Regions from separate parts of the Homo sapiens genome. Here region 2 is linked to region 1. The links are chromatin loops, found by intact Hi-C in ENCODE. Cell type or tissue: CD4-positive, alpha-beta T cell. All regions are shown on one strand. Links, peaks and the distances in the headings refer to the core of each region. The heading gives the core; the rest is flanking DNA.

Region 1 (10,459 bases), core at 1-8,000:
CAGTGTGCCCAGAGAAGCATTCCATATATATATATATATTTTTTTTTTTTTTTTGAGATGGAGTCTTGCTTTGTCGCCCAGGCTGGAATGCAGTGGCGTGATCTCAGCTCACTGCAACCTCCTCCTCCTGGGTTCAAGTGATTCTCCTGCCTCAGCCTCCCTGGTAGCTGGGACTACAGGTGCCTGCCACCACACCCGGCTGATCTTTGGTATTTTTAGTTGAGACAGGATTTCACCATGTTAGCCAGGATGGTCTCGATCTCCTGACTTCATGATCCACCTGCCTCAGCCTCCCAAAGTGCTGGGAATTCAGGTGTGAGCCACTGCTCCCTGCCCATTCCATATATTTTTAACCAGTAAATACCTCCGCTTTCACTAGGAAAATACAAGGGGTCAAATAGGAGCTTCTTTAACATTCTGCTCCCTGCCATTACTCCAAATTGACCAGTGTGCCCACTCATATTTACTTCTGATCCATCTCAGCAAGTCCTGGATATACAATGTTCAGCAACACAGCTGGGCCTGGGTTTCATCCCCTTCTGCCCCTCAGGGACTTTGCTCTATTATTCCTACTTTCTCGTCTCCTAGTTTTATGGTTTCAGATTCCCTTTCTTGTCCCAAAGACACTCCAGCCTATAAGCATGCTAAGATCTGCCTTTAAAACAATAAAAAAGAACTTTTCTCTTGATCCCTATTATTTTCAGCTAAATGCCTTGAAGCAGTAGCCTACATTCACTGAATCCACTTTTTTCTTTTCTTTCTTTTTTTGAGCTGGAGCCTCACTCTGTCACCCAGGCTGGAGTGCAGTGGCACGATCTCTGCTCACTGCAGCCTCCACCTCCTCCCAGGTTCAAGTGATTCTGTGCCTCAGCCTCCTGAGTAGCTGAGACTGCAGGTGTATGCTATCACACCCAGCTAATTTTTGTATTTTTAGTAGAGACGGGGTTTCACCATGTTGGCCAGGCTGTTCTCAAACTCCTGACCTCAAGTGATCTGCCTGCCTCAGCTTCCCAAACTGCTGGGATTACAGGTGTGAGCCACTGCACCTGGCCTGAATCCACTTCTGTTTATTCTTTGGCCTACTGCAATATTAATAGCCACTTGACTGAGCTTTTATGATGTTCCATGTACTGTGTTAGGCACTTTATATACATTCCAATCCAATGTTCACAAGAACTCTATAAAGTAGGTGTTAACAGACACTCCTCCATGAGTCTCCCTGCTGTGACTCCAAATTGACCAGCGTGCCCACTCATGTTGACTTCCGATCCATCTCGGCAAGTCCTGCCTTCACATCTTGTTGAGTTGGCAAAAATTGCAAGTCCCTGCCTTCAACAGATTCTCAGACTTGAGCCTATTCACAGATCTAGAGTCTCCCCTTCTCTAGATCTGGGGAGGCTGGGTTCCCTTGATGAAGGACTTGATGTCAGTTCTACACTGACAAAAACATGCTGTAGAGCTTCTAGCCTTTTCCAAGTGTACCTGCAGCCATTTAGCAAGCACATTAGATTGGAATGTATATAAAGTGCTTAACTCAGTACATGGCACATCATGAAAGCTCAGTCAAGTGTCTATTAATACTGCAGTGGGCCAAAGAATAAACAAGTGGGTTCAGTGAATGTAGACTACTGCTACTGTGAGCATCAGAGAAGGGGAAGTAACTAGAGTTTCCAGAGATTTGTTGACATTGGACCTAAACTAATTTTAATTCTAAGAGATACAAAATTTAGTTTACCAGGTACAATGGACTCATGGGATCAGGTGTGTGTAGGAATGGGTTAACTCAGGAGGTGTAGGTTGTTCAAACCCTGCACATTCCAAAGAAAGCTCATCTTTAGAACTGGCATTTGGTCTGCTCCTGGGAAATAACTTCTGAGCCCGTGGAATATTTTATTTGATTAGTGTTTTTGTATGCCAGAGGTCTTGGCATACAGCATGCCATCATGCTGTACCAGTCTGAACAAATAAGTTTATCCTAAGTGTGATTTATAGTGAACATTGTTTTTTGCTCTGGGGTCTGAGTAGCAGAGATCAGTAGTATGGACACTCCAAGCCTATGTGACTAATCCCCAATAAAAACCCCACACATGGCCGGGCGCGGTGGCTCACGTCTGTAATCCCAGCACTTTGGGAGCGCGAGGTGGGTGGATCACCTGTGGTCAGGAGTTTGAGACCAGCCTGGCCAACGTGGTGAAACCCCGTCTCTACTAAAAATACAAAATTAGCCAGGTGGTGGCACACACCTGTAATCCCAGCTACTTGGGAGGCTGAGGCAGGAGAATTGCTTGAACCTGGGAGGTGGAGGTTGCAGTAAGCTGAGATCGCACCATTGCTCTCCAGCCTGGGCAACAAAAGTAAGACTATCTAAACAAACAAACAAACAAACAAAAAACCAAAACAAACAAACAAAAAAACCCTGCACCCTAAAGCTTGGGTGAACTTCTCTGTTTGGGAACAATCAGCACCTGTTGTCAAAAATCATTGCAGGGAGAAAAAAGCACGTCCCTGTGATACCCCACTGGGAGTAGACACCTGAAAGTTTGTGCCCGGTTGCATCCGGATTTTGTCCCATGTACCTTATCCCTTTGATGATTTTAAATCTGTGTCGTTTTGCTTTAATAAACCATAAATGTAAGTATAACCAATAAATAAAAATAAATAAGCAAAGCCCTTGCCACTCATTACCCAGAACAATTCTCAGGAGTGTTGGCAGCAAGCAAACCTTGAGGGAGAGGTAATGTCTGCATCCAGGACAAAGAGCAGCTTCCTTACTGCTTACTATAAAACAGCAGATGGCTGGGCATGGTGGCTCACAACTGTAATCCCAGAACTTTTGGTGGCCAAGGCAGGAGGATTGCTTGAGGCCAGGAGTTTGAGACTACCCTGGCCAACATAGCAAGACCCCATCTTATTTATTTATGTATTTATTTAGAGAAGGAGTCTCACTCTTGTCACCCAGGCTGGAGTGCAGTGGCGTGATCTTGGCTCACTGCAACCTCCACCTCCTGGGTTCAAGCAACTTTCCTGCCTCAGCCTCCCAAGTAGCTGGGATTACACTCACCTGCCACCATGCCCAGCTAATTTTAGTATTTTTGTAGAGACAGGGTTTCACCATGTTGGTCAGGCTGGTCTCGAACTCCTGACCTCAGGTGATCTGCCTGCCTTGGCCTCCCAAAGTGCTGGGATTACAGGCGTGAGCCACCGCTCCCAGCCAAATCCCATCTTTAAAAAGGAAAAAAACAGCAGGAGCTTCCTGTTCCTCCCCTATGATGCAACTCACTGTGTGTCTAGCATCCATCTGGGCACATCCCACATTGCCCCTGCAGGGGGCAGAAGGGAACCAATGCAGGCATGCTCATGCTGCTTGTTGTGCCCTGAACAGTAAGGTCTTTTGTCTCTGTTTTCTGACAGCATCCATGAAACAATAACAGACCCATTTATTAACCTATAAGTAGGGCAGCCTCAAATTCCAGATCTGACTGTAGGTATTGTTTTCCTTGACCAGATGAGGAAACAGAGGCACAGTGACATTAAATAGCTTGTCGACCGGGCACAGGGTGCACGCCTATAATCCCAGCACTTTGGGAGGCCGAGGCGGGTGGATCACCTGAGGTCAGGAGTTCGAGACCGGTCTGACCAACATGGTGAAATCCCGTCTCTACTAAATGCAAAAACATAGCCAGGCATGGTGGCACATGCCTGTAATCTCAACTACTTGGGAGGCTGAGGCAGGAGAATCACTTGAACCCGGGAGGCAAAGGTTGCAATGAGCCGAGATTGCGCCATTGCACTCCAGCCTGGGCAACAAGAGCAAAACTCCATCTCAAAAAATTTAAAAAAAAATAAATAACTTGTCCAGGATCACATATCTGGGTGACTGTAAAGTCAGCTGCCATGCAATTATTCTAAGACTGTCCTTTAAGATAACTGATGACCTAGTTAACAAATCAGTGCTTCAATTTTTATCTTACATACCTTAGTTTTCCTACTTAAGCTCTCTTGTAACTTAGCTTTCATGCCCCGCATTCTTCTAGTCTTCCTGGTGCCGCTTGTGGCTTCTGCTAGTGCGTACATGTGAGAATTCCTTCCCAGCAAGAAAGAGTCTTGCTCTGTGGCCCAGGCTGGAGTGCAGTTGTGTGATCATGGCTCACTGCAGCTTCTACTTCCCTGAGCTCAAGTGATCCTCCTGCTTCAGCCTCCTGAGTAGTTGGGACCACAGGCATGTGCCACCACACCCAACTAATTTTTTTGTATTCTTTGTAGGGATGAGGTTTCTCCATGTTGCCCAGGCTGGTCTCGAACTCCTGGGCTCAAGCAATCCTCCTGCCTTGGCTTCCTAGAGTGCTGGGATTACAGGTGTGGGCCACCTCGCCCGGCCTTATGTTTTTTCCAAATCCCAAAAATAATCAGTAAAGAAATTGGGAAAATGCAAAAAAGTGATAATTATTTATTATTTGTTTGTTTGTGTGTTTATTCATTTATTATTTTTGAGATAGAGTCTTACTCTGTTGCCCAGGCTGGAGTGCAACGGCAAGATCTCGGCTCACTGCAACCTCTGTCTCCTAGGTTCAAGCAATTCTCCTGCCTCAGCCTCCCAAGTAGCTAGGATTACAGGCGTGCGCCACCACGCCCGGCTAATTTTTTTTTTTTTTTGTATTTTTAGTAGAGATGGGGTTTCACCATGTTGGCCAGGCTGGTCTTGAACTCCTGATCTCAGGTGATTCACCTGCCTCAGCCTCCCAAAGTGCTGGGATTACAGGCGTGAGTCACCACGCCCAGCTCATCTGTATATCTTCTTTGGAGAAATGTCTATATAAATCCTATGCCTGCTTTCATCTTTTTTTTTTTTAATTCTTTTTTTGAGTGGTGTCTTGCTCTGTTGCCCAGGTTGGAATGCTGTGGTGCCATTTTGGCTCACTGCACCCTCCACCTCCCAGGCTCAAGTGATTTTCATGCCTTAGCCTCCTGAGTAGCTGGGATTACAGGTCTGTGCCACAATGCCGGCTAATTTTTGTATTTTTAGCAGAAATGGAGTTTCATCATCTCTGTTGGCTAGGCTGGTCTCGAATTTCTGGCCTCAAGTGATCTGCCTGTCTTGGCCTCCCAAAGTGCTGGGATGACAGTGTGAGCCACCGTGCCCAGCCTCTTTGCCTGCTTTTAAATTGGGTTTTTATTTTTTAGTGGTTGTTGAGTTACCGGAGTTATTTATAAATTCTGAATATTAATCCCTTATTAGACACATGATTTACAAATATTTTCTCCCATTCTGTGGAGTGTCTTTTCATTCTCAATAGTGGTTTTGCTTTTTTTTTTCTTTTGAGATGAAGTCTCACTCCATTGCCCAGGCTGGAGTGCAATGGTGCGATCTTGGCTCACTACAACCTTCACTTCCCAGGTTCAAGCGATTCTCGGGCCTCAGCCTCCCAGAGTAGCTGGGATTACAGGCATGAGCTACCATGCCCAGCTAATTTTTGTATTTTTAGTAGAGATGGAGTTTCACAATGTTGGCCAGGCTGGTCTCAAACTCCTGACCTTAGGCGATCCACCTGCCTCAGACTCCCAAAGTGCTAGGAGTACAGGTGTGAGCCACTGCACCCAGCCACCATTCATTTTAAAAGTTTTGAAAGACACAGTAAAGTTGAAGGACTTTTACAGAGAATACCCATATACTCACCACCTAGATTCTATCACTAACATTTAGTGTATCTGCTTTATCATGTAACTATCAGTTACTCTACCAGTACACTTTGTTTTTGGGTGCATGTAAAAAAAATTGCTGAAATCAGTACACTTCACCCGTAAACATTTCAACATGCATATCATTAACTAGAGCTCCACGTTTGTTTTATATATTTTTTGAGTTAAAAGTACATAAAATGCACAAACTTTAAGTGTATATTTGCTGAGTGTTGACAAAGACGTATACATCTGTAACTGAAACCCCTATCCAAATACATAACATTACCATCATCCTAGAAAGTTGCCTCATGTGGCTGGGTACAGTGGCTCATGCCTGTAATCCCAGTAGTTTGGGAGGCTGAGGCAGGCAGATCACGAGGTCAGGAGTTCGAGACCATCCTGGCCAATATGGTGAAACCCCGTCTCTACTAAAAATACAAAAATTAGCTGGGCATGGTGGCATGTGCCCATAATCCCAGCTACTAGGGAGGCTCAGGCAGGAGAAGCGCTTGAACCAGGGAGTCAAAGATTGCAGTGAGCTGAGATTCTGCCGCTGTACTCCAGCCTGGCGACAGAGTGAGATTCTGTCTCAAAAAAAAAAAAAGAAAAGAAAAGAAAGAAAGTTGCCTTATGCCCCTTCCTAGTCAATTCCCATTCCCACCCCACCAGAGACAACTACTATTCTAATTAGTGTTCCCTGTTATAAAACTTCATATAATTGGAATCATACAGTGTGTATTTTTTTTTTTTTTTTTTTTTGTCTAAAGCTTCTTTTATTCAGCATAATGTCTCTGAGTCCTACTTCTTTTTAGACTTTCTTGAGTTCAGAGCTGGGAGAGTGCTCCCACATCAATAGAGTAGTTGACAAACTCAGAAATGCTCCTCAACAATGTTATCTGTGTTCATTTGTTACTGTAAGAAATTACTAGAAACTGGTGGCTGAAAACAACACAAATTTATCGTCTTATAGTTCTTCAGGTCTAAAGTCTGAAAATAGGTCTTATGGGACAATCAAGGTGTTGGCAGGGCTGCATTCCTTTTCTAGAGGCTCTAGGGAGAATCTGTTTCTTGCCTTTTCCAGCTTCTAGAGGCTGCCTGCATTCCTTGGCTAGTGGCCCCTCTCCAGCAACTGCATCACTCCACCTCTGCTTTTGTTGTCACATATCCTTCTCAGACTTTTACCCTCTTGCCTCCCTTTTATAAGGACCATTGTGATTACATTAGACTCAACAGGTTAGTGTTCCTAACTCAAAATCCTTAGTTTAATCACATCTGCGAAGTCCTATTTGCTAATATAAGGTAACACAATCAAAGGTTTTGCAGATTAGGATGTGAAATCTTTGGGGTCCATTATTCTTCTTAATTCATACATAATAACTATACATAAATATGGGGTATGTGGTGATGTTTCTATACATATGATGTGTAGTGATCAAATCGGGGCAATTAACATACCCATCATTTAAAACATTTATTATTTCTTTGTGTTAGGAACATTCAATATCTTCTCTTCTAGCTATTTGAAAATATATAGTATATTATTGTTAACTATAGTCATCCTACGGTGCTATAAAACACTAGAACTTATTCCTCCAATATAGCTAATAATTTTATGTCCATTAACAAATTTTTCCCTATCCCACCCTTGCCCCTACCCTTCCCTTTCTAGCCTCTAGTAACATCTATTCTGCCTTTTTTTTTTTTTTTTTTTGAGATGGAGTTTTGCTGTTTGGCCCTGGCTGGAGTGAAGTGGCACAATCTCGGCTGACTGCAATCTCTTACACCTGCGTTCAGGCAATTCCTGTGCCTCAGCCTGCCGAGTAGCTGGGATTACAGGCATGTGCCACCAAGCCTGGCTAATTTTTGTATTTTTAGTAGAGACAGGGTTTTACCATACCGGCCAGGCTGGTCTCGAACTCCTGACCTCAGGTGATCCATCCACCTCGGCCTCCCAAAGTGCTAGGATTACAGGCATTAGCCACCATACCCGGCCTCCACTAACTTTTGACTCCCCAAAACTTAACTACTGTTGACTGGAAGCCTTACCAATAACATAAATAGTCAATTAAAACATGTTTTGGGGTTGGGTGCCATGGCGCATGCCTGTAATCCCAGCTGAGGCTGAGCCAGGAGGATTGCTTGAGCTTGGGAGGTGGAGGTTGCAGTGAGCCGAGATCTCACCACTGCACTCCAGCCTGGGTGACAGAGCCAGACCTTGTCCTAAAAAAAAAAAATCAGATAGTAAATATTTAAATACATATATACTTTTTTGGGCTTACGCCTGTAATCCCAGCACTTTGGGAGGCTGAGGCGAGAGGACTGCTTGAGCTCAGGAGTTCGAGACCAGCCTGGACAACAAGGTGAAACCCCGCTTCTACAAAAAATTAAAAAATTAGCCAAGCATGGTGGCATGTACCTGTATTCCCAGCTACTTGGGAGGCTAATGTAGGAGGATGGCTTGAGCTCAGGAGGCAGAGGTTGCCAGGATGGTAGCCACTGCACTCCAGCCTGGGTGACAGAGCCAGACCCTGTCTCAAAAAGAAAAAAACAAAAACATATTTTGTATGTCATATATATCATATACTGTACTCTCTCCCCCCACCTTTTTTCTTTTTTTAATTTAGAGATGGGTCTTGCTCTGTCACGAAGGTTGGAGTGCAGTGACGTGATCATAGCTCAACTGCAGCCCGAAACTCCTCAGCTCAAGTGATCTTCCTGCCTCAGCCTCCTGAGTAGCCGGGACTACAGGCGCATGCCACCACGCCTGGCTTATGTAGTGTATTCTTATCATAAAGTAAGCTAGAGAAAAGAAAATGTTATTAAGAAAATCATAAGGAAGAGAAAATATATTTACTATTCATTAAGTGGAAGTGGATCATCATAAAACTCTTCATCATCATCATCTTCATGTTGAGCAGTCTGAGGAAGAAGAGGAGGAAGGGTTGGTCTTGCTGTTTCAAGGGTGGCAGAGGCAGAAGAGGTGGAGAAGGGCGAAGGGGGAGCAGAAGAGGCAGGCACACTGGTGCAACTTTATGGAAATACATCATAATTTCTGGAAATACATCATAATTTCATAATACATCATAAGTACATCAAAAAATGACTTTTTTTGCTTTTTCATTTCTCTAGACATATTTCTATACAGTACCAATCCTTCTTCTACTGTTTGCTTTAGTTTCAGTGCCCATATCTTAGAAGGGTCTAAGTCATAAAAGAAGTCAAAAGCAGTCTTAAATGACGGAAACCCTCCTGCCAGATTGTCTAATGTCAATTTGTTTTCTGGCACTGCCCCTTTCCATCTTCCTTATCATCTGGCACTGGTTCAGAAGCACTCATCTCTACCAAGTTGTATTCTAATTCCTCTGGTATGGTGTCTATTAGCTCTTCAGTTTCTCCAAAATCCATGTCTTGAAATCCTTCACCCCCTAAATTTTTTTTTTTTTTTTTTTTTTTTTTTTTTTTGCCATATTCACAGTCTCTTTCGTGATTTCCTTGATTGGCTCTTGTCATAATTTCCTATGAAGTAACACCTAGTATCTGGGCATAGTTTTCTCTAGTAGTCGCACTATTGGATACAGTTTTCTCCTGTAGGAATCTGTTTCAGGTTTGATGGCTTTCACAGCTTTTTCTATAACAACGATGGTGTCTTCAGTGGTGTAATCCTTCCAGACTTTCATGATGGGGTTCTCTTCCATAGGGTTGACCATCCTTTCCATAGAGTACCATGTGTAATGAGCCTTAAAGATCTTTATGACAACTTGATCTATAGGCTGAATTGGAAGTGTTGTGTTTGGGGGTAAGTAGGCCACTTCACCACCAAAGGTGTTGAATTCATGGGGTTCTGGGTGGCCAGGGGCATTGTCCAATATCAAAATAACTTTAAAAGGCAGTCCCGGCCGGGCACGGTGGCTCACGCCTGTAATCCTAGCAGTTTGGGAGGCCAAGGAGGGTGGCACACCTGAGGTCAGGAGTTCAAGACCAGCCTGGCCAACATGGTGAAATCCTGTCTATACTAAAAGTACAAAAATTAGCTAGGCATGGTGGCGTGCGCCTGTAATCCTAGCTACACGGGAGGCTGAGGCCGAAGAATTGCTTGAACCCAGGAGGTGGAGGTTACAGTGAGCCGAGATTATGCCATTGCACTCCAGCCTCGCAACAAGAGCGAAACTCCGTCTCAAAAAAAAAAAATAAAAGCTTCCAGATAGGTGAACATGTGGAGGTTCCTAGAGGGGTAGCATGCATACCTAGGGAGGGCATGGAATCTCTGCTCCCTTTCCCCCATATCTCACCCACTACATCTCTTCATCTATATCCTTTGTAATATCCTTATAATGAACCAGCAAATGAAACACAACCAGAGTTTGATAAAATTTGTCCAAATTGGGCAGAGTCTAAGTGACATGCCAGTGGCTTGTGCATCTCACCATCTGAGGGACCCCATCTGATAATGGTGTTGTGAGGAACACAGACTAGACTCTCTAGCTGCAGGCAGTGGATGCCTGGGAAGGAAGATCTGTGGCTGCAGACAGAAATCTAGTGGCTCTAACCTGTCAGTCATGGTCTGTATTTCCTTGTGCTTTAATTTCCCTTTAATAAAATGAGATGGTGGGCTGGGTGCAGCGGTTCACACCTGTAATCCCAGCATTTTGGGAGGCCGAAGCGGGCGTATCACGAGCTCAGGAGTTCGAGACCAGCCTGGCCAATATGGTGAAACCTCGTCTCGAATAAAAACACAAAAATTAGCTGGGCATGGTGGTGTGTGCTTGAGTCCCAGCTACTC
Region 2 (15,243 bases), core at 2,608-10,607, 120 kb after region 1:
TGTGTTGCCCAGGCTGGAGTGCAGTGGTGTGATCATAGCTCACTACAGTCTCAAACTCCTAGGCTGAAGAGATCCTCCTGCCTCAGCATCCCAAGTAGCTGGGACTACTGGTATGCACCACCGTGCCTGGCTTATATAGCTTCTCCTTAAGAACTCTTCACTGGCTGTGCGTGGTGGCTCATGCCTGTAATCCCAGCACTTTGGGAGGCCAAGGCAAGCAGATTACCTGAGGTCAGGAGTTTGAGACCAGCCTGACCAGCATGGTGAAACCCTATCTCTACTAAAAGTACAAAAATTAGCTAGGCATGGTGGGACATGCCTGTAATCCCAGCTACTTGGGAGGCTGAGGCAGGAGAATTGCTCGAGGCTGGGAGGCTCAAAAACAACTGGAGGTTGCAGTGAGCCAAGATCGCACCACTGCTCTCCAGCCTGGCTGACACAGTGAAACTCTGTCTTGAAAAAAAAAAAAGCCAGGCACAGTGGCTCACACCTGTAATCCTAGCACTTTGGGAGGCCAAGGCGGGCAGATTACCTGAGGTTAGGAGTTCAAGACCAGCCTGGCCAATATGGTGAAACCCCGTCTCTACTAAAAATACAAAAAATTTATCTGGGTGTGGTGGCAGGCGCCTGTACTACTAGCTACTTGGGAGGCTGAGGCAGGAGAATCGCTTGAACCGAGGAGGCTGAGGTTGCAGTGAGCCAAGATCACACCACTGCACTCCAGCCTGGTGACAGAGCAAGACTGTCTCAAAAAACAAAACAAAACAAAACAAAAAACCTCTTCATGGGCTGGGCACAGTGGCTCACGCCTGTAATCCCAACACTTTGTGAGGCTGAGGCAGAAGACTTGCTTGAGCCCAGGAGTTAAAGATCAGGCTGGGCAATATAGTAGAAACTCTGTCTCGGCCGGGCGTAGTGGCTCATGCCTGTAATCCCAGCACTATGTGAGGCTGAAGCAGGAAGATTGCTTGAGCCCAGGAGTTCAAGACCTGCTTAGGCAATATAGTAGAAACTCTTTTTTTTTTTTTTTTTTTTTTGAGACGGAGTCTCACTCTGTCGCCCAGGCTGGAGGGCGGTGGCACAATCTTGGCTCACTGTGAACTCCACCTCCAGGATTCACGCCATTCTCCTGCCTCAGCCTCCCGAGTAGCTGGGACTACAGGCGCCCGCCACCACGCCTGGCTAAGAAACTCTTGTCTCTACAAAAAATTTAAAAATTAGCCAGGTGTGGTGGTGTGTATCTGTAGTCCCAGCTACTCAGGAGGTCAAGGTGGGAGGACTGCTTGAGCCCAGGAGTTTGAGGCTGCAGTGAGCCGTGATCGCACTACTGCACTCCAGTCTGGGCAACAGAGTGAGTCCCTGTCTCAAAACAACAACAACAAAAAACTCCTTCATGATTTCTCATCGATCTTCACACTGAAATCCAAACTCTTTCTGAGGGCCTGGAAGACCCTTACCTCCCTGCCAACCTTCTCTCTCCCTTCCTCACTGCGCTTCGGTCACACTGAACTTTTTCCATTTTCCTGGCATGCCGAGCCCTTTCCCCGCCCCTGGGCTTGCACCTGTGCTTCTCTCTGCCCTCATTCCACCTTTCTCACATTGCTGTTTGAATCTCATCTTTCATATCTCAGCTTAAAAGCCAGTTGAGAGTGAGTTTTTTTTAAAAACTTTTTTTTAAAAAATCACTTTTCATTTTTATTAATTATTTAGACATGGCTTCTTGCTATGCTGCCCAGGCTGGACCATTGCTGCTGATTTTTTTTTTTTTTTTGAGACAGTTTTGCTCTTGTCACCCAGGCTGGAGTACAGTGTCACAATCTCAGCTCACTGCAACCTCTGCCTCCTGGGTTCAAGCGATTCTCCTACTTTAGCCTCCCAAGTAGCTGGGTGACCTCAAGTGATCCGCCTGCCTCAGCCTCCCAGAGTGTTGGGATGACAAGCGTGAGCCACCACGCTCAGCCCATTGCTTCTTTAACTGAACCGAACACCAAGGCTGTGTCCTAGCAAAGGAGACTTTCCTGTAGGAATCACATATCTTTCAGTCAAGTAAGCTTCCTGGGGAAATGCCCTCCATAACCAGTCCTCCATCTGGTGACCACAATATAAATCTTCTCTTATTCTAGGCCAGGAAAGAAGACTTGTGGGTTCTTCACACTGGCCCCTGCCAGCCTGCCCTTCTGAAGTAATGTGGAGCCTTGGATAAGTGACAGCAAGACAGTTGAGCAAGAAGGGGGAGGAATTACATTCACTCTGCGGGGCTCAGATCACACCAGCAAGACATAGGTCAGTCCTAGATCAACCTGAGCTCCAAGAGAAGATGGAATTTCAGAAAGAAATATCAGAGAGGGCCGGGTGCAGTGGCTCACGCCTGTAATCCTAGCACTTTAGGAGGCCGAGGTGGGCAGATTGCTTGGGGCCAGGAATTCGAGACCAGCCCAGGCAACATAGCGAGATCCCTGCCTCTACAAAAAATACAAAAAATACAAAAAAAAAAAAAAAAATTAGCCAGGTGTGGTATCACACACCTGTAGTCCCAGCTACGTGGGAGGATCACCTGAGCCTGGAAGGTCAAGGCTGCAGTGAGCTGTGATCATGCCACTGTACCCCAGCCTGGGTGACAGAGTGAGACCCTGTGAAAGAAAAGCAAAAAAGAAAAGAGGCTGGGCGCAGTGGCTCACGCCTGTAATCCCAGCACTTTGGGAGGCCAAGGCGGGCAGGTCACGAGGTCAGATCGAGATCATCCTGGCTAACACGATGAAACCCTGTCTCTACTAAAAATACAAAAATTAGCCAGGCGTGGTGGCTGGCGCCTGTAGTCCCAGCTGCTCGGGAGGCTGAGGCAGGAGAATGGCGTGAGCCTGGGAAGTGGAGCTTGCAGTGAGCAGAGACTGCGCCACTGCACTCCAGCCTGGGCAACAGAGCAAGACTCTGTCTCAAAAAAAAAAAGAAAAGAGAGAAGAGAAAAGAAGAGAAGAGGAGGGGAGAGGAAGGGGGGAGGAGAGGGGAGGAGAGGGGAGGGGAGGAGAGGGAAAGGGAAGGAAGGGAGGAAGGAAGGAAGGAGAGAAAGAAGGAAGAGAAAGAAAGATCACAGAGGCTGCTCTCAAATGGCCCTCTCCTAAATTCCTTCTAAAGGTCTGTTTTATTTAGGCAAGCCCTTGGCACAAGATCAGATATTCAGTAAGTGCTTATTATTCTTTGTGTTTCTAATAGGATGTCCCAGGGGAGGTTTTTTTTTGTTTTTTTGTTTTGTTTTGTTTTGTTTGAGACTGAGTCTTGCTGTGTTGCCCAGGCTGGAGTGCAATGGCACATCTCAGCTCACTACAACCTCCGCCTCCTGGGTTCAAGCGATTCTCCTGCCTCAGCCCCCTGAGTAGCTGGGATTACAGGCATGCACCACCAAGCCCAGCTAATTTTTGTATTTTTAGTAGAGACGGGGTTTCGCCATGTTGGCCAGGCTGGTCTCGAACTCCTGACCTCAGGTGATCTGCCCACCTCAGCCTCCCAAAGTGCTGGGATTACAGGTGTGAGCCACCGCGTCCGGCCATTTTTGTTTTTTGTTTTTTATTTTTTGAAATGGAGTCTTCCTCTGCCACCCAGGCTGGAGTGCAGTGTGGTGCGATCTTGGCTCACTGCAACCTCTGCCTCCTGAGTTCAAGCGATTCTTGCGCCTCAGCCTCCTGAGTAGTGGGATTACAGGCACCCACCACCACACCTGGCTATTTTTTGTATTTTTAGTATAGATGGGGTTTTGCCATGTTGCCCAGGCTGGTCTCAAACTCCTGAGCTCAATTGATCCACCTGCCTCGGCCTCCCAAAGTGCTGGGATTACAGGTGTGAGCCACCAAGCCCGGCCTGATGTCCCAGGGGAATTTCTTTATGCAGACTCCCGAGCCCTCTCCCAGGGCCTGCCACTCACCCTCAATGACATAGATCTTCTTCTGCAGCTCAGTGAATAGATCTTTCAGCTTCTCAAATGTGTCCAGAATTTTCACAAACTCGCTCGCGGGTTTTGATGCAAATTTGTGGAGGGTCTCCTGACTCTCCTTGGTCTGAAAATGCTTTCCAATCTGTGAGGGAGTGGAGAGTGAAGAGCTGAAATCCCCCAAACCTCAGTCCAGTTTGCTATTATTTTCACAAGAGTCTGGCCCCAGGGAGAAAGGGGCTTGGGGTTCAGAAAGAGGAGAGGGAAGATATGATGCAGGAAGCAGCAGGGGCCCTACCCCGATGATGTAGCGGATGATGTCTTTGGCCGCATCGATGTTGCCACTGTCAGTGGCCTCCCCATCCGTGATGATGATAAGCACTTTGGTGGCATCTGGCCGGGCCCCCAGCTCCTCCCGGAACACCTCTGTCCTGTGTCCAGGAAAGGAGGAGATGAGAGACTCCCCCAAACTAGGGCCTGAGGTCTCTTTCCCCACCTGCTCATCAAGTCACCTCCATGCTGGTTACGCAAAAGCCCTTCCTGGATCTCCCAGGCCGGGATTCCAAGCCTGCAGCAGTCACCTCTAAACCTCTTTGCTGCCACCCCTTTCCTTCTGGACCAGTGGTCCTCACACTGCATCCTGGGCAGTCCAGAGGGTGTCCCAGAGCCCATGGACAGGAGGAGGAGGTTTTGTGAGGAATGACTCTGGGCTTCCTACCCTCCATTGCAACCACATGGCCACCACTCTTTAATCAGCTACAGATATTGATCCAAGTGAGATTTCAATGTGGAAGAGAGGGTCCTACAGCTGAAGAAAACTGGGGAGTCACTCTTCCAGAGCAAGCTCTTCCAGCACCTCCTCTGCCTTCCCATAGTCCACAGGCTGCCTCCGGATCTCTACCATAGCAGTGAACCTAGTGAATTACCGTGACTCATTTCTCTGTCAATTTTCCCCCTAAACCATGAGTTCCTCAAGGAAAGGACCATGTTGGATTTGTTGCTGTATCTCTGGCTCCCAGCACAAAGGAGGCGGTTGTGCATGTGAGATGAAGGAGGGAGAACTAGTGTTACAGCTCTTTTAGAATTTGTCTAGCAGGCTTTCTGTTTTTTGCTAAAATCCTCCACCCTCAAAAAAATTAAAAAAATAAAATAAAGAAGGGAGAACTGAACACCAGATGGGCCAAGGCTAAAAATTTCTGCCCTGGGAGTTCCAGACCATTCTGGGCAACATAGCGAGACTCCAACTCTACAAAGATGAAAACAATTAGCCAGGCATGGTGGTGTGTGATTGTAGTCCCAACTACTCAGGAGGCTGAGACAGGAGGATCGCTTGAGCCCAGGAGTTTGAGGCTGCAGTGAGCTAGGATCACGTCACTGCGCTCCAGCCTGGGCAACAGAGTGAGACCTTGACTCTAAAAAAAAAAGAAAAAGAAAATTCCTGTTTTGCCCACAGCCTTCCTCTGAGCAAGTTGGGTTGGCCATAGCTCTTGCTGGAACAGCAGCAAGGTGTGAACCGTCTTACCCATGAACACCTGCTGTCAAGACCTCTGGTTCTATCTTGGATGCAAAATGCTTCTCCAATCTCCATCCACACAGACATGGGCCTATTGCGGGTCCTGTTCATGGATTTCCACCCTGGTTTATACAACCATTGTCTCTCATCTGGATTTTTCAGTAGCCTTCTAACTGGCCCTATCACTTCCACCCGCCCTTGCCCCCTCTACAGTCTAATATCAACCCTGCAGCCAGAGGGATCTTTTAAAAAACATAGATCATCACTCCTCTACTCAAAACCTCTAATGACTTCTCATCTTACTCAGAGGAAAGCCAAAGTCCTCACTATGGTCTCCAAGTCACTAACCCATCCAGACCCTCATGATCTCTCTGACCTCATCACCTACTATTTTCCCCCCTCACTTATTTCTCTCCGGCCACATTGGTGTCCTGGCTCTTCTTTTTTAATTTATTTTTAATTTCTTAGAGTTAAGATCTTGCTCTGTTGTCCAGGCTGGAGTGCAATGGTGTGATCATAGCTCACTGCAGCTTCAAACTCCTGGCTCATAGGCCAGGTGTGGTGACTCACACCTGTAATCCCAGCACTTTGGGAGGGTGAGGCAGGTGGATCACCTGAGGTCAGGAGTTTGAGTCCAGCCTGGCCAACATGGTGAAAGCCTATCTCTACTAAAAATACAAAAAAAATTAGCCAGGCGTGGTGGCACAGGTCTGTAATCCCAGCTACTTGAAAGGCGGAGGCAGGAGAATGGCTTGAACCTGGGAGGTGGAGGTTGCAGTGAGCCGAGATCATGCCATTGCACTACAGCCTGGGCAACAAGAGCGAAACTCCATCTCAAAAAACAAAAACAAAAACCAAAAACCAAACAAACAAACAAAAACTTCTGGGCTCAAAAGATCCTCCTGCCTCAGCTTCCCAAAGCCCTGGGATTACAGACTGTGCACCTGGCTTAGACTTTCTCTTGGATTTAATTAGTACAGAGTAGATTTCTGTTACGTACAACCAAAAGAATCTGCAGTAAAATTGTTCCACTTCAATTCAGACAATAAACTGCCCCTTGCTGTACCTACCTACTGAGTTCCCATGCCCTGCAGCTGGAAGTGGGTAGATCACCCAGAACAAATCACAGGACACGTGCTCTCCTGCAAAAGGGAACTCACGCGACATAATTGATGGCACCAAAGGTATTGGTCAACAGCAACATGTGCTTTACATGCTTCAGCAGAGCATCAGGGTCCTTCCGTTTAACATAATCTGAGAAATCAAATTCTGTTTTGTAGCTTGTGGAAAACTGAACAGCAGCAAACTAGAAAAGGAAGGAAGAAATGACATTCAGTTATATATCCCTTTCCATTTGTCTGTTCCAAACTCTACTTCTTTTTTTTTTTTTTTTTTTTTTAGATGGAGTTTCGCTCTTGTTGCCCAGGCTGGAGTGCACTGGCACAATCTTGGCTCACTGCAACCTCTGCCTCCCGGGTTCCAGCGATTTTCATGCCTCAGCCTCCCAAGTAGCTGCGATTACAGGCACGTGCCACCACACCCGAATATTTGTGTGTGTGTGGTGTGTGTGTGTGTGTGTGTGTGTGTGTGTGTGTGTGTGTTTTTAGTAGAGACGGTGTTTCACCATATTGGCCAGGCTGGTCTCGAACTCCTCACCTCAGGTGATCCACCTGCCTCAGCCTCCCAAAGTGCTAGGATTACAGGCATGAGCCACCGTGCCCAGCCCCAAACTCTACTTCTTCTTTTTCAAAACAGGGTCTTGTTCTGTCTCCCAGGCTGGAGTGCACGGTCACAATCATAGCTCACTGCAGCCTCAGCCTCCCAGGCTCGAGCCATCCTCCCTCGTCAGCCTCCGAAGTAGCTGGGACTTCAGGCACGTGCCACCACACTTGGCTAGTTTTTATTTTTTGTAGAAATGGGGTCTTGCTATGTTGCCTAGGCTGGTCTCGAACTCCTGGCTTCAAGTGATCCTCCCGGCTAAGCCTCCCAATGTGCTGGGATTACAGGTGTGAGCCACTATGCCTGGCTCAATCTCTTCTTATGCAGGACCTGGGCAACCCAACTCCACATCCTTGCCTCAGATAATTCTTTTGAAAATGAGGCAATATACAAATAAACACAGAAATAAAATGAAATAAACCTTGCTCCCTCATGTAACACTGTGTGTTGAGCTCCTGTTTTCTGGGTCCACCTATGTCACTGATAGGGATGGGTTCCAGCAGCCATATTTCTGCTGAGTGACGCTGCTTAACTAGATACAGTTGGCTGGGCCGGGGATCAACACCTGACTGAAGCTACGCCAGCCAGAACCTCTTCTCTGAGAACTGGAAATTTGCAAAGGGAGGTGTTGGTTGAGGGGAAGGTAAAAAACCCTCTTGGAACTTTAACACATGAACTTAGGAGCTTTCCATAGGTCTATGTGGTCTAAAGGCGCTAAGGGAGCCAGTCTACGGAGACTGAGAAAAGAGAAGAAGGAAGCAAAGACGCAAAAAGAAACAGAAATGAGAACTAGCTGGGCACAGTGGCTCATGCCTGTAATCCCAGCACTTTGGGAGGCCAAGGCAGGAGGATCTCTTGAGAGATCCAGGAGTTTGGGACCAGTCTGGGCAACACAATGATAAACCATCTCTACAGAAAATTTAAAAATTAGCCACGCACAGTGGTGCACATGGGTAGTCCCAGCTAGTTGGGAGGATCATTTGAGCCCAGGAGTTTGAGGCTACAGTGAGCTATGATCGTGCCACCATGATTCCAGCCTTGGGGACACAGTGAGACCCTGTCTCAAAAAGAAAAAATGGCTGTGCACGGTGGCTCACGCCTGTAATCCCAGCACTTTGGGAGGCCAAGGTGGGCAGATCACAAGGTCAGGAGTTCAAGACCAGCCTGGCAACATGGTGAAACACCATCTCTACTAAAAATACAAAAATCAGCTGGGTGTAGTGGCAGTTGCCTGTAATACCAGCTACTTGGGAGGCTGAGGCAGGTGACTTGCTTGAACCTGGGAGGCAGTGAGTCGAGATTGTGCCATTGCACTCCAGCCTGGGCAACAAGAGCAAAACTCCATCTCAAAAAAAAAAAAAAAAAAAAAAAAAAAAAGGAAATGAGAACTAGAGAGACTCCTAGAAGCTTTCTACTCCCTGGTTCTTGTCCCTTCCAGAGGCCCAGTTATAGCCATGCCCATAGGCTCTGAGGATTCCACATACTAACATTTCCTTTCATGGTTTAAGTCAGTTCAGGTAGGCATCTATTGCATGCAACCAAGAATCCTAACTAACTTTTTTACCTGGTACGAAGTGTTGCTGAGTTTCTTCATCACATCCTTCATGAAGTCCAGAATTTTCTGAAATTCATCTGGCTGCAAGCTCATCGAACCATCAAACAGAAATACCAGGTCTACGTTGCCCTTGATACATTCTGCAGAAGCCAGACGCAAGGGACCCAGTGAAGCATCTCTGGTGTTTGACCTGCCCATGCTGGTTCTCTCTAGGGACAGCCATTTGGAGGTATTTTTACCCAATGAGTCCCCAGTTCCTTACCCTGAAAACCAGGGCGCCCCTGCAGCATGGGACCCTGCAGATTCTGGCGGAAGAGGTAACACAGGCCACTCAGATAGGTGTTCTGGTCACACGTTCGAGACAGCCCAGGGTCACAGGCCTAAAGAAAGCAAAGGCCAAAGATTTGGGTCTCCTATTTGCTATGTGTCTTTTGGGCAACATCAACCAAAACTAGGAACGTTCAGAGTCCTTGTCCTCTTTCTCACTTCCTCTATCCAACTGGTTACCAAGGCAAGGAATGTCCGCCTCCACAGTCTCTACTGTCCATCCCTCCCATCCTACCAATGCTCTATGCCAATGGATGCTCACCGCCTGTAGGACTGGTGGTGAGTCTGGACTCCTTATCTGGGCTTACACTGGGCACGACCCCACATTTCCAGGTCCATCTTCTCCTAGTCCCAATCTCTTTTTCTGTGTTCCAGCCAAATCAAATTATCAAGATTCCCAGAATATACAGTGCCTCTTTCTTTCTTTCTTTTTTTTTTTTTTTTTTGAGATGGAGTCTTCGCTCTATCGCCTAGGCTGGACTGCATGGCATGATCTCGGCTCACTGCAAGCTTCGCCTCCCGGGTTCACGCCATTCTCCTGCCTCAGCCTTCTGAGTAGCTGGGACTACAGGCACCCGCCACTACACCCGGCTAATTTTTTGTATTTTTAGCAGAGACGGGGTTTCACCGTGTTAGCCAGGATGGTCTTGATCTCCCAACCTCGTGATCTGCCTGCCTCGGCCTCCCAAAGTGCTGGGATTACAGGCATGAGCCACCGCGCCCGGCCATGCCTCTTTCTTTCTTTTTCCCTTCCTCTCCCCTCCCCTCCGCCCCCCACTTTCTTTCTTTTTCTTTCTTTCTTTTTTTTTTTTGACGGAGTCTCGCTTTGTCACCCAGTCTGGAGTGCAGTGGTGCGATCTTGGCTCACTGCAACCTCTGCTTCCCGGGTTCAAGTGATTCTCCTGCCTCAACCTCCTCAGTAGCTGGGACTACAGGTGCCCACCACCACGCCCAGTTAATTTTTGTACTTTTAGTAGAGACGGGGTTTCACCATATTGGCCAGGATGGTCTCAAACTCCTGACCTTGTGTCTGCCCACCTCGGCCTCCCAAAGTGCTGGGATTACAGGAGTGAGCCACTGCACCCAGCCTTTTCTTTCTTTCCTTCCTTCCTTCTCCTTCCTTCCTTCATCTTTCTTTTTCTTCTTCCTTCCTTCCTATCTCTCTCTCCTCCTCTCCCCTTCCTTCCTTCCCTCCCTCCCTCCGTCCTTTCTTTCTTTCCTTTCTTTGCTTTCTTGCTTTCTTTCCTTGCTTTCTTTCTTTTCAGGTCTCACTCCCATCACCCAGGCTGGAGTGCAGTGGGACAATCATGGCTCACTGCAGCCTCAACTTCCTGGGCTCAGGTGATTCTCCTACCTCAGCCTCCCAAATAGCTGGGACTACAGGCACACGCCACCATGCCTGGCTATTTTTTTTTTTTGTAGAGATGGCATTTTGCCATGTTGCCCAGGCCAGTCTTAAACTCCTAGGCTCAAGCGATCCACCTGTCTCGGCCTCCCAAAGTCATTTCTTTCATTTATGACCCTTTCCTGCCAGATTGCAATTTCTTCAAAGTCTGGGCTTGTATCATGGTCATCTTTTTGCTTTGTTTTGTTTTTGTTCTTTTTAGACACAGGTCTCACTCTGTCTCCCTGGCTGTAGTGTAGTGGTATGATCAAGCTCACTGCAGCCTTGAACTCCTGGCCTCAACTGATCCTCCCAAGTAGCTGGGACTACACGTGTGTGCCACCATGCCCAGCTAATGAAAAAAACATTTTTTTTTTTTTTGTAGGGACAGGATTGACCAGGCTGGTCTTGAACTCCTGGCCTCAAGCAATCCTCCAGCTTTGGCTTCCCAAAGTGCTGGGATTACAGATGTGAGCCACCAGCCCGGCCTCATCAACTTTGTATCTCACTCCCCTTCCCCTGTCAGAACCTCGCCCAATGCCTGGCTATAATAGTAGCTAAATAAACAAGCTCTACTTAAATACTGGATGAATATTTCACTCAGTCTTCTATCTCTCACACAGAAGGATGCTGGCTGGGATAAGTTGGAGAGAGCAATGAACTTGGGATCAAATGAGAATTTTATTCAAATCCTGACTCTACCACTTTGCAACCATGTGACCTTGGTCAAGTCTCTTAACCCTTTGGTCCTGTTTCCTCGTGTGTGAAATGTGTACACTGATCCCTATCTCACCGGAGTGTCTTGAGGGTTTAAAAGAAATAAAGTGACCAGGTGTGGTAGCTCATGCCTGTAATCCCAGCATTTTGGGAGGCCGAGGCGGGCAGATCACCTCAGGTCAGGAGTACGAGACCAGCCTGGCCAACATGGCGAAACCCCATCTCTACTAAAAATACAAAAATTAGCCAAGGCATGGTGGCACACGCCTGTAATCCCAGCTACTCCGGAGGCTGAGGCAGGAGAATCGTTTGAACTCAGGAGGCGGAGGTTGCAGTGAACTGAGATCATGCCACTGCACTCCAGCCTGGGTGACAAGAGTGAAACTCTGTCTCAAAAAAAAAAAAAAAAGCAGTGTTTCCTAAACTTTAGGCATTTGTGTAATACTTCACAATATCTGCCATATGAGCATACTATTATTTTCTTAATATTTTCCTTTAAATTTTTGTTTAACTTCAGCCTCTTCCTAAGCAATATGATGTAAGAAATTATAAATTTGATGTGCTTGTCATATATTTTTTTCTAATAAGCCATTAAATTTATAACCATGAAAACATTAAAAGTTTGTATACCACTAAAAATCATATTGCATATCAATGATCACAGATATTTCATATTTGGAAGAAAAGTGAGGTTAAGTTATTGAAAATAGCTGGCTCTGCTGGGTGTGGTGGCTCACACCTGTAATCCCAGCACTTTGGAAGCTGAGGCAGGAAGATTCTTTTTTTTTTTTTGAAACGGAATTTCACTCTGCCGCCCAGGCTGGAGTGCAGTGGCATGATCTCGGCTCACTGCAAGCTCCGCCTCCCGGGTTCACACCATTCTCCTGCCTCAGCCTCCTGCGTAGCTGGGACTACAGGCGCCCGCGACCATGCCCGGCTGATTTTTTGTGTTTTTAGTAGAGATGGGGGTTTCACCGTGTTAGCCAGGATGGTCTCGATCTCCTGACCTCGTGATCCGCCTGCCTCGGCCTCCCAAGTGCTGGGATTAGAGGCAGGAGGATTCTTGAGCTCAAGACCAGTCTGGGCAACATGGTGACACTCTCTGTCTACAAAAAATATAAAAATTAGCTGGGCATGGTAGCATGCGCCTATAGTCCCAGCTAATTGGGAGGCTGAGGTGGGAGGATTACTTGAGTGCAGGGAGGTTGAGGCTACAATGAGCTGTGATCACGCCACTGCACTCCAGCCTGGGCAATAGAATAATAGAATGAGACCTTGTCTCAAAAAAAAAAAAAAAAAAAAAAAAAAGGCTGGTTCATCATTGGTTCTCAATAAACACTAATTGACTCTGATGCCTTTGACCATCTGTGGGAACTTTTATCCACATTCTTCTTCTTTTCTTCTCTCATTACTTGAATTGAGCTTCACAGGCTCTGATAACACCACTGCACAAAATTCTTACCAAAATGCTTCCATCTGTGGGGTCTGTTGCCAAGGTCATTCCCAAGTACTTGGAGGTATAGTTGGAACCTGTAGGCACCAGAAGGTTGGTCTGGAGGAGCTCAGGCAGTCTAGGTGGGCTGGGGCCAGCCTCAGTTTCCCCAAGATCCCATTCCTCCCAGCTCACCCCCCAGTTACTCACCTCTCAGGGTGACTGGCAGGCAGTGTCCTGTGCCCGACTGGCACTGATAGAGGCTTCCTGTGCTGTTCCCCTCCCCTGGAGCTCCCACGATGACCCTGGTGAGAAATCTCACCTGTGAGAGGGAGTGGCCCAGATCTGTACCCATCTACTCCTGCCTGCTAAGGAGGTTCAGATCTCCTGTCTCATTTCTCCAAGCACTGCAGCCATTCCCCTTCAAGAAGGTGCCTCTGGCCAGGTGGGGTGGCTCATGCCTGTAACTTTCGCATGAGGCCAAAGTACTTTGGGAGGCCGATGTCGGTGGATCACCTGAGGTCAGGAACTTGAGACCAGCCTGGCCAATATGGTGAAACCCCGTCTCTACTAAAAATACAACAATTAGCCCAGCATGGTGGTGCATGCCTGTAATCCCATCTATTTGGGAGGCTGAGGCAGGAGAATGGCTTGAACCTGGGAGGCACAGATTGCAGAGAGGTGAGATCTAACCGTTGCACTACAGCCTGGGCGACAAGAGCGAAAACTCCCTCTCAAAAAAAAAAAAAAGAAAAAAAAAAAAAGAAGATGCCTCCGTCCTCATCTCTTCCCTACAGAATCGCAGAGAAATAATTCCAAATGCTAAAATCCTAGAAAATTAAGGTTCCTTTGCATTTACAGTCTCTGAGGCCCAGAGAATGATCCGCCAGAATGTCTCATGATAAGTACATTCATTCAATCCTTGATTCAAAAGCCATTCATGGCTTACCTACTGTGTGCTGGGCGGTGGCGTATCTAAGAAGGGTTAGGAAGAGAGAACAGACTCCTGGCTTCCAGGCGCTCGCAGGGGAGTAAGGGAGTGTCAGGAACCTACTGGGCAATGCGAAGTGTTTTGGGGCTGGGATCCTTCCCTGTTCTGCACTTCCATGGCCTCCCTGATCGCGTGTATCCCGCTTTTTGATCCCTCACTCCTGTCTCTGAGGATTCCCACCACAGGCTCCTCCAGACGGGAACCCCTGGAGAGCTGCCTCGTGCCACCGACTAGCCCAGGCGAGGGTCGGGGAGGCGGCCACCGCCTCGGGGGCTGCCCCAGGGCGGGCATCAGGAGGAGGACTTGTGGGGCACAGCTCACCCGTTTCCGACCTGCAGGACGCGGTATCCAAAGTGCCTCCCGGCGCGCGGTGGGGAGAAGCTCCGCGCGCCCCGCACGTCCAGGTTGTAGCTCGAGGCCGGCGCTGAGGAAGGCAAGGGTCGTCAGCTGCGACCGAGGGACCCCCGCCCCTGCACGTGCCCAGCAGGTGGCCGATCCCAGGCCCACCCGGATGTCGCTCCCCAGGCCACCCGCACCCTGCGCTTCCCCTCCAGGGCGTTGACTTCTGGGAATATGGAAGGAGCAACTCCCGGCCCCCCTAGAGCTCTGAAAGCTCTTCCCAGGGCCTGAGGATACAACTTCCCGTTTGGCCTCTCTGCAAAAAAGGAAGGATGAGAAGTTAGAGGCTCCAGAGAGAGGAGCAGACCCAAGGGGCCCCAAGGCAGAGGGTGACCAAGTTCTCAGGCAGAGGCCAAGATGGGGATGCCCCCGAGCCGGGTGCGCCTCTGCCACCCACTTCTCCTGCGGTCATGGGGCCCAGGCGCCTCCTCCCACAGTCTCAGATTGTAGCTCCCCTGATCCCTGGGGGGCTGCCTCCCCACCCCACCGGGCCAGTCTTTCGGAGCATCTGTAGATCCCAGCTCCCTTCCCCCTCAGTCAGCCTGCCCAGGCGCCCTGGCACACCCAGCTGTCCTTTCCGCCCTGCTTTCTCTCCCCGCATGGAGTTTAGTTCAGAGCATCCTAGAATGTCATGGAGGCTGGGCCTTCATTTGTTTAGATGAAGGGTGTGGGGCTGGAAAGGGGAAAGGACTTGCCTAAAACGCGCAGAGGTGGCCCCAGAACCCAGCACCCTCCTCCCAGCTCTAGCTACTCAATAACTATCTGCCTTTTGTTTGTTTGTTGTTTAAGAGACAGAGTCTTGCTCTGTCACCCAGGCTGGAGTGCATTGGCACGAGCTTGGCTCACTGCAACCTCTGCCTCATGGGATGAAATGATTCTCATGCCTCAGCCTCCCGAGTAGCTGGGATTACAGGCCTGTGCCACCACGCCAAGCTAATTTTATTGTATTTTTAGTAGAGACGAGGTTTTGCCATGTTGGCCAGTCTGTCTTAAATTCCTGACCTCAAGTAATCTGCCCACTTTAGCCTCCTAAAGTGCTGGGATTACAGGCGTGAGCCACCGCGCCTGGCCCTATCTGTCTTTTTAAAGAACCCACTGCCCCTTCTTATGCTCCCTTCTCTGTCTTTGCCTCCACCCCTTGCTTATTTGTTTCTTTTATTTCCCCACTCTCCCCTTTCTCCTTCCAAGATCCCTGGGCCCCATATCCCTAAGGCCAATCCCACTTTTAGGGGGCAGCTCCTTGTTTACTCCAGCTGCACCAAGCCCTGCAGTTTCTCTGGTCAC

What was found. A loop is a pair of places that touch in the nucleus more often than their neighbours do. Peaks named below come from ENCODE experiments on the same cell type or tissue, not always from the same donor. Only the 100,000 strongest peaks of a DNase experiment are listed, where the experiment ranks them.
Region 2: a loop joins it to region 1, with 9 times the contacts of the local background. A loop is called at or near these places in 2 of 110 quality-filtered maps.

Annotation. Positions count from the first base shown.
Region 1 is chr16:30,591,206-30,601,664 of GRCh38, reverse strand. No RefSeq gene overlaps it. Among named protein-coding and RNA genes, the nearest start is that of ZNF785, 11 kb to the right of the region's middle. In CD4-positive, alpha-beta T cell, for the core only: a CTCF peak has its summit at 3,316 (motif pointing right); a DNase peak (open chromatin) is centred at 3,334.
Region 2 is chr16:30,472,937-30,488,179 of GRCh38, reverse strand. ITGAL (integrin subunit alpha L) reads right to left here. Exons shown (of 31, transcript NM_002209.3): 2 at 13,882-13,984; 3 at 12,780-12,874; 4 at 12,600-12,667; 5 at 8,972-9,089; 6 at 8,719-8,849; 7 at 6,596-6,741; 8 at 4,221-4,353; 9 at 3,917-4,067. It also overlaps the pseudogene RNU7-61P. Among named protein-coding and RNA genes, the nearest start is that of ITGAL, 7.8 kb to the right of the region's middle. RefSeq lists an enhancer at 15,208-15,243. In CD4-positive, alpha-beta T cell, for the core only: no CTCF peak of the experiment used is centred there; a DNase peak (open chromatin) is centred at 5,629; H3K27ac peaks cover 420 bases.